2 separate regions of the Mus musculus genome follow, and region 1 is linked to region 2. The links are chromatin loops, found by intact Hi-C in ENCODE. Cell type or tissue: left cerebral cortex. All regions are shown on one strand. Links, peaks and the distances in the headings refer to the core of each region. The heading gives the core; the rest is flanking DNA.

What was found. Peaks named below come from ENCODE experiments on the same cell type or tissue, not always from the same donor. Only the 100,000 strongest peaks of a DNase experiment are listed, where the experiment ranks them.
Region 1: it touches region 2 in a loop (3-fold over the local background); 5 of 42 quality-filtered maps call a loop at or near these places.

What each region holds. Positions count from the first base shown.
Region 1 is chr5:86,682,071-86,687,458 of GRCm38, reverse strand. No RefSeq gene overlaps it. Among named protein-coding and RNA genes, the nearest start is that of Tmprss11b, 8.5 kb to the right of the region's middle. In left cerebral cortex, for the core only: a CTCF peak has its summit at 2,568 (motif pointing right); a DNase peak (open chromatin) is centred at 2,574.
Region 2 is chr5:86,357,032-86,362,419 of GRCm38, reverse strand. All of the region lies in intron 1 of Tmprss11d (transmembrane protease, serine 11d), which reads left to right. The region is part of intron 1 of Gm35367 (a long non-coding RNA gene); the gene reads right to left. Among named protein-coding and RNA genes, the nearest start is that of Tmprss11d, 14 kb to the left of the region's middle. In left cerebral cortex, for the core only: no CTCF peak of the experiment used is centred there; a DNase peak (open chromatin) is centred at 2,535.

The sequences.
Region 1 (5,388 bases), core at 231-5,230, 330 kb before region 2:
TGGGGAGTTGAGACCATTGATGTTAAGAGATATTAAGGAAAAGTAATTGTTGCTTCCTGTTATTTTTGTTGTTAAAGTTAGCATTCTGTTCTTGTGGCTGTCTTCTTTTAGGTTTGTTGAGGGATTACCTTCTTGTTTTTTCTAGGGCATTGTTCCCGTTCTTGTATTGGTTTTTTTCTGTTATTAACCTTTGAAGGGCTGGATTCGTGGAGAGATAATGTGTGAATTTGGTTTTGTCGTGGAATACTTTGGTTTCTCCATCTATGGTAATTGAGAGTTTGACTGGGTATAGTAGCCTGGGCTGTAATTTGTGTTCTCTTAGTGTCTGTATAACATCTGTCCAGGCTCTTCTGGCTTTCATAGTCTCTGGTGAAAAATCTGGTGTAATTCTGATAGGCTTGCCTTTGTATGTTACTTGATCTTTTTCCCTTACCGCTTTTAGTATTCTATCTTTATTTAGTGCATTTGTTGTTCTGATTATTATGTGTCGGGAGGAATTTCTTTTCTGGTCCAGTCTATTTGGAGTTCTGTAGGCTTCTTGTATGTTCATAGGTATCTCTTTCTTTATATTTGGGAAGTTTTCTTCAATAATTTTGTTGAAGATGTTTGCTGGTCCTTTGAGTTGAAAATCTTCATTCTCATCCACTCCTATTATCCGTAGGTTTGGTCTTCTCATTGTGTCCTGGATTTCCTGGATATTTTGAGTTAGGATCTTTTTGCATTTTCCATTTTCTTTGATTGTTGTGCCGATGTTCTCTATGGAATCTTCTGCACCTGAGATTCTCTCTTCCATCTCTTGTATTCTGTTGCTGATGCTCAAATCTATGGTTCCAGATTTCTTTCCTAGGGTTTCTATCTCCAGTGTTGCCTCACTTTGAGTTTTCTTTATTGTTTCTACTTCCCTTTTTAGGTCTAGTATGGTTTTGTTCATTTCCATCACCTGTTTGTATGTTTTTTCCTCTTTTTCTGTAAGGACTTCTACCTGTTTGATTGTGTTTTCCTGTTTTTCTTTAAGGACTTCTAACTCTTTAGCAGTGTTCTCCTGTATTTCTTTAAGTGATTTATTAAAGTCCTTCTTGATGTCCTCTACCATCATCATGAGATATGCTTTTAAATCTAGGTCTAGGTTTTCGGGTGTGTTGGGGTGCCCTGGACTGGGCGAAGTGGGAGTGCTGGGTTCTGATGATGGTGAGTGGTCTTGGTTCCTGTTAGTAGGATTCCTACGTTTACCTTTCGCCATCTGGTAATCTCTGGAGTTAGTAGTTATAGTTGACTCTGTTTAGAGATTGTTCTTCTGGTGATTCTGTTACCGTCTCTCAGCAGACCTGGGAGACAGATTCTCTCCTCTGAGTTTCAGTGCTCAGAGCACTCTCTGCTGGCAAGCTCTCTTACAGGGAAGGTGCGCAGATATCTTGTTTTTGGACCTCCTCCTGGTCGAAGAAGAAGGCCCAAAACAGGGCCTCTCTCAGAAGCTGTGTTGCTTTGGCAGTTCCCAGAAGCTGTCAGCTTCTGTGGTGCAGACTCTCACCTGTGCAGACTAAAATCCTAAGATCCAGGGAGTCCTGGAACCAAGATGGCGACCGCTGCTGCTGAGGCTGAGGCCGTCTCCGAGCCAGGCAGACACCTGTCCTCTGGTCCGGACGGTGGCCGGCTGTCTGCGGCCCGCCAAGAGTACTGCCTCAGCGGCTCTGTGCTTCCGCCCGTCCCAGAAGCTGTCCAGTTCTCTCTATATTTACATTTCAAATGTTATCCCCTTTCCTAGCTTCCCCTCCGAAAACCCCCTATCTCCTCCCTCCTGCTCTGCAACCCACCCACTCCCATTCCTGGTCCTGGCATTCCCCTATACTGGGTCATAGAGCCTTCACAGGACCAAGGGCCTCTCCTCCCATTGATGAGCGACTAGGCCGTCCTCTGTTACATAAATAGCTAGAGCCACAAGTTCCACCATGTGTTTTCTTTGATTGGTGGTATAGTTCCAACGAGCTCTGGGGGTACTGGTTAGTTCATATTGATGTTCCTCCTATGGGGCTTCTGTCCCCTTCAACTCCCTGGGTATTTCTCTGGCTCCTTCACTGGGGACCTTGTGCTCCATCCAATGGATGACTGTGAGCATTGCCAGGCACTGGCAGAGCCTTGCAGGAGACAGCTATATCAGGCTCCTGTCAGCAGTGTCTTGGCATCTGCCTAATGATTGGGTTTGGTAAGCCAGTGATTCTTATATGAGGTTTCAAGTCTGAATCTCCCTTAGCTACTTGAGTATATGTTGTTACTAATCTAAGATCGCTCTGAAGATGTCTGCTTTCCTTTAACATTTTTTAATATTCCTTTAACATCATTTAACAGTTTTTGTGGTTAAATCTAGTGGCCGAACGCATGTATGTGTGAACAAGGATCATGGAGAGCTGCACTTAACATGTCTCTAGGCCCTCGCTGCTTGTCTGCATCCTTCTTACTGCACCAAATCATTTACTTTCTTTTTAAAGATTTATTCACTCTTGTTTTTATTATATCTGTACGAATGCTTTGCCTTCATATTTGCATGTTTACTGTGCAGATGCCTGGTGCCTGCAGAGGGCAGCAGAGGGCCGCAGATGCTCTGGAACAAGAGTTCTAGGAGTTAAGTCTGGTTTTTAGACATCCTGTGGTTTCTGGGAACTAAATCTGCGTCTCCTGCAAAAGCTGAAATGGTTCTTAATTGCTGAGTGAACTCTCTAGCCTTCAATACAATGTACTTTTAAATAAAATCACTTTGTTTTGGAGGATGCTAATGAGAAGAACTATTTATTATGTGTAGGATGGTAATAACTATTTCTTTTATATTTTAAATAAAGCCTAAAAGTTCAGAACACTTTGTGGTCCTCCTTTATGCTGTTCCTTTACAGTCGGGGGCTTGTGATTTATGTAAAATCTACTGCTGTGAACATGAGATATAACGAGTTCTCTTTACCAGATCTCCGGCTGGAGGACTGCCCAGTGTGCGTGCTTCTTACTGGGGTTGTGAGTCCATTGGAGTTCCTTCAGCCTTCTTTGCACTGACGGTGCACTTCACTATAGGTAAGTAAGCAGAACAATACATTTGCTAATGTATCGAATCAAGAAAGCATTTCAATTCTGTTAGCTTGAGCTGCAGTACAAAATAAACAAAAGACGAAAACAGCAGATGCAGAGCCCTAACTTTGTTATTCATTGGAGAAGTGGACGCTTCTTGGGTAAAGGTGATTCCGTCTTTAACACACTTTGCCAGAGGTGATCTGTGTGAGAGCATAAAGCACGCCTACAGTTCACAGCTCTGTGGCAGGTTAGAAGACGAGGATAGAAAAATTCCTCTCCAGAGGACAAGGAGAGGAATCAAGGGAAATCGCAATGTAACCAGGCTACCCACTTGCAGAGATCCAGAAGGGGCAGGGATCCCTCTTGCTTTCATTTTCTTGACTTGTCCGGCAGAGTGTCTCTGTTCAATTGATGATTAAATTGGGTCCAGACCCATTCCAGTGAAACAAAGGAAATTGTCGGTTTGCTGAAGAGGCTGCCTGGGGGGAAAATGGTAGCAACACATCTGATGGAGGATTAGTGTGTAGGATAAACAAGGAACTAGAAACAAAAGAAAACAAGAAAACAAAAAGAAAAACAAACAACAACTACAACAACAACAACAAAAAACCCTGAACACAGTGACACACTTAACCCTGAACAGGCAACCCACTTAAAACATGGATATGGGGCTGAAAGAGAGAATTGTCAGAAGAAATACCAATGGTTAAGAAGAACCCAGATGCCCCTCAACAGAGGAATGGATACAGAAAATGTGGTACATTTACACAATGGAGTACTACTCAGCTATTAAAAAGAATGAATTTATGAAATTCCTAGGCAAATGGATGGACCTGGAGGGCATCATCCTGAGTAAGGTAACCCAATCACAAAGGAACTCACACAATATGTACTCACTGATAAGTGGATATTAGCCCAGAAACTTAGGATACCCAAGATATAAGATACAATTTGCTAAACGCATGAAACTCAAGAAGAATGAAGACCAAAGTGTGGACACTTTGCCCCTTCTTAGAATTAGGAACAAAACACCCATGGAAGGGGTTACAGAGATGAAGTTTGGAGCTGTGACGAAAGGATGGACCATCTAGAGACTGCCATATCTGGGGATCCATCCCATAATCAGCTTCCAAACGCTGACACCATTGCATACACTAACAAGATTTTGCTGAAAGGACCCAGATATAGCTGTCTCTTGTGAGACTAGGCTGGGGCCTAGCAAACACATAAGTGGATGCTCACAGTCAGCTATTGGATGGAACACAGGGCCCCCAATGGAGGAGCTAGAGAAAGTACCCAAGGAGCTAAAGGGATCTGCAACCCTTTAGGTGGAACAACATTATGAACTTACCAGTACTCCGGCGCTCTTGACTCTAGCTGCATATGTATCAAAAGATGGCCTAGTCGGCCATCACTGGAAAGAGAGGCCCATTGGACTTGCAAACTTTATATGCCCCAGTACAGGGGAACGCCAGGGCCAAAAAGTGGGAGTGGGTGGGTAGGGGAGTTGGGGGGAGGGTATGGGGGACTTTTGGGATAGCATTGGAAATGTAAATGAGGAAAATACCTAATAAAAATATTTAAAAAAAAAAGAAAAAAAGAAATATTTTAAAGTATATTCACTATTCTTATCCTTCAGGAAAATGCCAAATAAACTACTCTGAGATGTCATCTTATGGTAGTCAGATTGACTTAGATTACGAAAACAGACAAAAACCATTGGCATTATGTAGGGAATAGAGAACCACCATGTGTGCTTCTGGGGATGTAAATTGATAAAGTCACTGTGAAAATCAGTGTGGCATTTCCATAGAAAACAAGAAACAGATTCTCCATTCTACCTAACTGTACCACCTTTGGATATATACCCAAAGAACTGCATTCGCTATTACAAGGACATGTATGCACATCCATATTCCCTGATGCTCTATTCACCAGAGCTAGGGCATGAAAACCGACTCGGTGATTGGATCTAGAAAACATGGTAGCTACATATGAGAGTTTTTTTTTTTTTATTAATCTGTGAAGGAAAGTGAAACTATGAAGCTTGCATAATTGTGAATTGTATATGGTACTGGAAAAATTGTACTGACTGAGGTAAATCAGACCTAGAAAGAGAAATATTATGTTTCAGTCTTAGGTGAATCATAGCATCAAATTTCTAGAATTTTTTGCTTAATTTGTGTAAAACTGGAATTCAAGAGACAGAAAGATGCCAGTGGTGAGGAGGAAAAGAAAGCACTTAAGGTAAAGGGGTGAAACAGGACACAGGTGATGTAAACGAGGAAGGATGAATAATGGGAAAGGAGGCTTAAGTGGGAGGAGGGGTGGGAGTGT
Region 2 (5,388 bases), core at 296-5,295:
CAATCTTTTGGCTTCCTCTTCTGCATAGATCCCTGAGCCTCAAGAGAGGGGATGAATAAAGACATTTAGGGCTGAGTACTCCAAAGTCAAAACAAGCTATTTTCAAAGTCTTTATTTGAAAGTCTTTAGCATTCATTCAAAGATAAATACAACATAATATTTATAACACAGGCTTACTATATAGCAGCTTACATGAATAATTCAGAAACAAATCAAATAATAACTCAGAAAATGCTATATAATAGCAACTATACCAGGCACTGCTTACAAACAAACCAAGAAGAGTGGCATGGAATCTTGAAAAGATGTAGCTTCTGCAATGTCTGCTGTTAGATTTACAAATAAATTGCCTATATTGAATGCTTTTAAAAGTAAAAAGATTCAAAATAATAATTTTAGTAAGCGAAGTGATGGCTTCTCAAAGCTGTGGACATTTAAAAATGAATTTATGGATAATTAATAATTTCTTAAAAGAAATGATATCACTAATATCCATGCCCTTGTAGGCACCTGCACAAACATATCATGTGCTCCATCTTCCCTCTCTTCACCTTCTCTAGTGCAACCATTGTCTATGGGTGATATCTTAATGCCCTTCATTGTCTTCATAGCTTTTTACCTTTGGGGCATATCATTTAAAACATAACTTCTATATCCACAAATGCATAAGATGTGATCAAAATTGCACTGTGAAGTATGTACTAGTGTATCTATGATCCTAGTTATCAGGATTACATTCTAAGGGTGTCCTACAGCTGACATACAAACACAGAGTGCTCCAAAGCAGATTCAGTGTTACAAATACACAGAGTCCCTTTAGGGTATATTCCTACATATGTTAGTTTTCTATGACACATGGTGTGCATGCTTATGTTTGCCAATAATTTTATCTAAGTGGAAATGGTTTCTCATTAAAACACCTCTGAAACAATTCTTGTTTAGCTCTTAGTGATCATCCACACTGCAAAATCTTATGTAGGTCTCCTTGCTTGTCTTACTTATAAGCACTCCGTGGTTGTTCATTCTCTCTACCATATATGGTCTCCAGTATGCTTTCAATTCTCTACATTCTTGGTTTCTCCCTGACCACACTCATCCTCTTTTATTTCCCAGCTTGTTAAAAAAGATGGTTCTCGTTTTCCTTTCCCCTAAGTTTCGAGTGGAGGATTAGTTCTCTCTAGCTCTATTTTCTGTGTGACACTGTTTATTCTTTTTATTTGTTTGTTTGGTTTTGGTTTTGGTTTTGGTTTTGGTTTTGGTTTTGGTTTTGGTTTTGGTTTTGGTTTTGGTTTTGGTTTTGGTTTTTCGAGACAGGGTTTCTCTGAATAGCCCTGGCTGTCCTGGAACTCACTTTGTAGACCAGGATGGCCTCAAACTCAGAAATCCGACTGCCTCTGCCTCCCGAGTGCTGGGATTAAAGGCGTGTGCCACCACACCCGGCTCGACACTGTCTATTCTGGAGGTCACTGTGTAATACTGTGTAAGCTGGTGGCCCAGAAGGCAGTCAGTAGTCCATGGAGACCATAATCATTCTGTGAGAAGCAAAAATGTTCTCTTCGTTGAAAATGAGCTTTAAGATCCTATGGCAAAACTGTATTGTTTAATATTGCCTTTGTAGTATTTGTCTTATTATTGCTTATCTTACATGTTATATACTCATCAGTTGAGCACAAGTCTGCTTTTCTTATTAGAAACTGTTAGATACAAGGTGTACAGAATTAGAATGAAAAGAGCAGAGACCTGTTATTTTCTTATTTATTGGAAGAACACCCACTAAAAAACTAAATAAGTAAATGACTGTCCAATTCTAATTATAGTAATGCCACAAGCAAAAACTTGAGGGGCTTTGGTTAATTAGGATGGATGCAAGCAACTGTGAAGCATTTTCTTTGTGGAAATTTCAGCAATATCAGGCAATATTAACTGAAAATCCAAACTTTACTGGCTAAAAAGCCAACCATATTTAGTGACTAAGAATTTTCCATTTCACTTTTGCTAGTAAGAAGACACTGAAATGTCCATTGTCGTGAAAAACATACCAATCTACCTGTTCCTGGGAAGCTTCCTTGAAGACCTATTTATAAGCAGAATCTTAGGAACATACAGAACAGATTGCACACTCTTTTAAAGGCAATTAGAGAGTTTACATGATATCCTAAAAAGAACTGTAAAGCAACTAAAGACCATGAACAGGAGCATTTTCTGCTAGAGTAACATGAGAAACTTGCTTGATATTGGAATCATTCAATAAGACAGAAAATTTGAGGAAATATCTATTCATTGGAGGGGAACAAGAGAAGGTTGTGAGAGTTAGAAAATATAAAATTAACACTTCATTTCAGAAACATGAATGCTAAATGTCAAGTAGAGATACATGAAGGTTGCAGTTGGATATTACAACCAAAAAAATTATGCATAGATCAATGTTACTTAAAATATGAACTTTGGTTATTCTTGGCTATAAGATTCCTAAATGTAGATTTTTGAACAGCACAGCCAGATTGTTGGAAATTGTGTGGATGGTAAATATGAAAATTTGCAGTTCCCAAGCTCCTTCTCTTCTTATGCACATGATTGGCAGGAATGGTAATGAAAACTGTCTGAATTAGGTCAGCTAGAGGAAATGGAGAGAAAATAAACAGAGCATGAAACAACACTAAGCAATTAAAGACAAAGCAACTAGCAAAAGGCATTTAGGAGTTTGAAAAAGGGACGGAAAGAGAAAGACAAGGCTGTTTTAGAAAAGGACAGCTTTGGGAGCGTTTGGCTCTCAGTCTAGGCCAGGCAGCAGAGTACCAATCACATTTCTTACTGACTCTAATGGAGAAGTCAACCACAGAATGGGCCTCTCAGTGTCCAGTTATTAAGGCTGTCCAAACGAGCCATATAATACAACAATACAGACGTCCATCAGCCAGAATCACAACTCTGGAATTAAACTTTTATTGTTTGTACTGAATACTACATATGTATTATGCTGCACATTTGCTCTATTTACTACCAACAAAAGGCAATGCTTTAATGAAAGTGAATGTTTCTATGACTATGAAATACCTAGAAGAGGTGACACCTAGACCTTATCTCAGATAGAAATGAGGGTTTAAAAACAAGGGCAACACTTCAGCCACCTGCTATCATGCCTCCAATGGCTAGCAGAACAATGTATGCATTCAGTAGTTATGGATGCTTCCAGTGTCCATTAATAAACACTACATATATGTAGCACCCATCACACAGTGGATTACAAGAAAGTAAAGCTTCCAAGAAAATTCTTGGGCAAAACATCAAGAAGCCTAAATGTTGGCCTTTGTAGTACTGTGTCTGTCTGTCTACATATCATTTTATTCATCTGCATGAGAAAAGGGAAGGAGAGGCTTTTGAAATTGCTTGCAGTTGCTAATATTCTGCTATTCTACAAACTGCTACCAATCTTCCAGCATGTTGTTATAAAAAAGTACCCTTCAGGGCTGGAGAGATGGTTCAGAAGTTAAGAGCACCGCCTGCTCTTATAGAGGTCCTGAGTTCAATTCCCAGCAACCGCATGGTGGCTAACAACCATCTGTAATGAGATTGGTGCCCTCTTCTGGCCTGCAGAGATACATACAGGCAGAATGCTGTACATATAATAAATAAATAAATCTAAAATTACTACTCTGCTACTCACATGAATTTTAACTTTTTGTCAGTTAAATATTTTAAATGATTTATCAGTTTTATTGCATGTTAAAAGTATATTTCCAACTAAAAATAGGATTTATATAGAAGAAAAAATATAATTTAATAACAGTACTTCATTTAATCTTCACAACTTCTAAGTATGTATTCTCATTTTTTTTGCACATAGAAACTAAAGTTCAGAGAGGTTTTGCCACTTTCTAGTAGTCAAATAGGACTGTGTGATTTCAAACCAACAGTTGTCACAACTGTATCTTCTATATTACTTGTGTAATAATTTAAAGATATGAGGCTTTGTATAGTGTTTCATATGCAGTTTTATATAAAACCTGAAACAAGTGACTACATGATACATTGTTCAAGAAAAAAAAGAATCCCTTTGATGTCTGGCTTTCTACTCAGTGTTAGAAAGTGTGGCAAAACTCAGACTAGACAAGGCTTTACCTCCATCACAGCCTGTACAGACTTGGGTAGGATGGTATGAAACAAATCAATCAGTGCCTGCATTCATTTTGTTTTTGTTGTTTTTGTTTTAATATACCAAGCCCTAGTACAGGGCCTACCAAGAACCAAACATCATCTATCGTAGTTGTTTTAACAAAATTTAAACTCATTTATCCTAATACAACTGGAAGTTAAGCCCTGTTGCCTCTAATTGGCAGATGAGGGAATTAAGAGTTAAATGACTTCCCAGGTTCACAGAATAGATAAACACTGGATGAGAAATCAGCTGGGATAGGTTCAGTCTAGATGCTTGAGTATACTGTGGCATCTTCCTCTCTCTGTCCCTCACTGAGCTTACAGTCCAATGCAAGACAATTGATGAGATGGACAGACAAGTAACTGACATGTGAGCAGACACACCTGTTCTCCTCAGTTAACCACAATGCAACGTCATCATTGTGGCATTTTTGAATAGAGTATGATGTAGCAGATTCTTCTTCCCGACTCCTACTATATACTACTGTCATGAATCCAGTGCTGACAAAGTTGGGGAGCCTTAGGAGAGGGTGGAGCATCTCCTTGATGGAAAGGTCATGGAACTGAGGAGGTCTTTCAATGTCAAGGACGACTGGAGAAAGAAGTGTGGCAGTCACCAGAAACCTCATCGATTCTTTGTTTCAATGACAAAGAAGAAAAATGGAGTCTAGAATAAGGTACTGATCATAGCACTCCCCCAAGCCCTCCATGAAAACTGCTCCCAGGTCATAAGAACATAATATGCTGTGTATCTCCAAAGCTCTGAGAAATGACACCTTTTAAAAGGGCTGCAGAACTTTTGTTTCATAGACCACGCACTTCTGCTCACTTTGTTATAAGCTGAAGCATCCCAGGAAAATGATGCAGAGCAGCCCAGTTCTTTGTTCTGATTCTGAAAACCATACAAGATTGATGTTTGAAAAACACATCGATGAAAGTAAATACTACTTAAAAGCATTTGAAATAACTAATCTTAGGCGGGGCCCATGATTCGCTAAAAGCTTCCTTTTCACTTTGTCCATGAGAACAATTGTCATTTACTAGATAGAGTAATTAAACAAAACTAACCGTGAGGAATACAAACAGGGCACAATCCCAGTTCTCCTCAGTAAGTCATATGTTGTAACCATTTGTCAGCTCTTCTGAAAGAATGTTTGTACCATCTATCTTGACTCGTTTTACTCAATATATTTTGAAGTATCTTTGTCCTTCAAATTCCTTATCCATGATTTT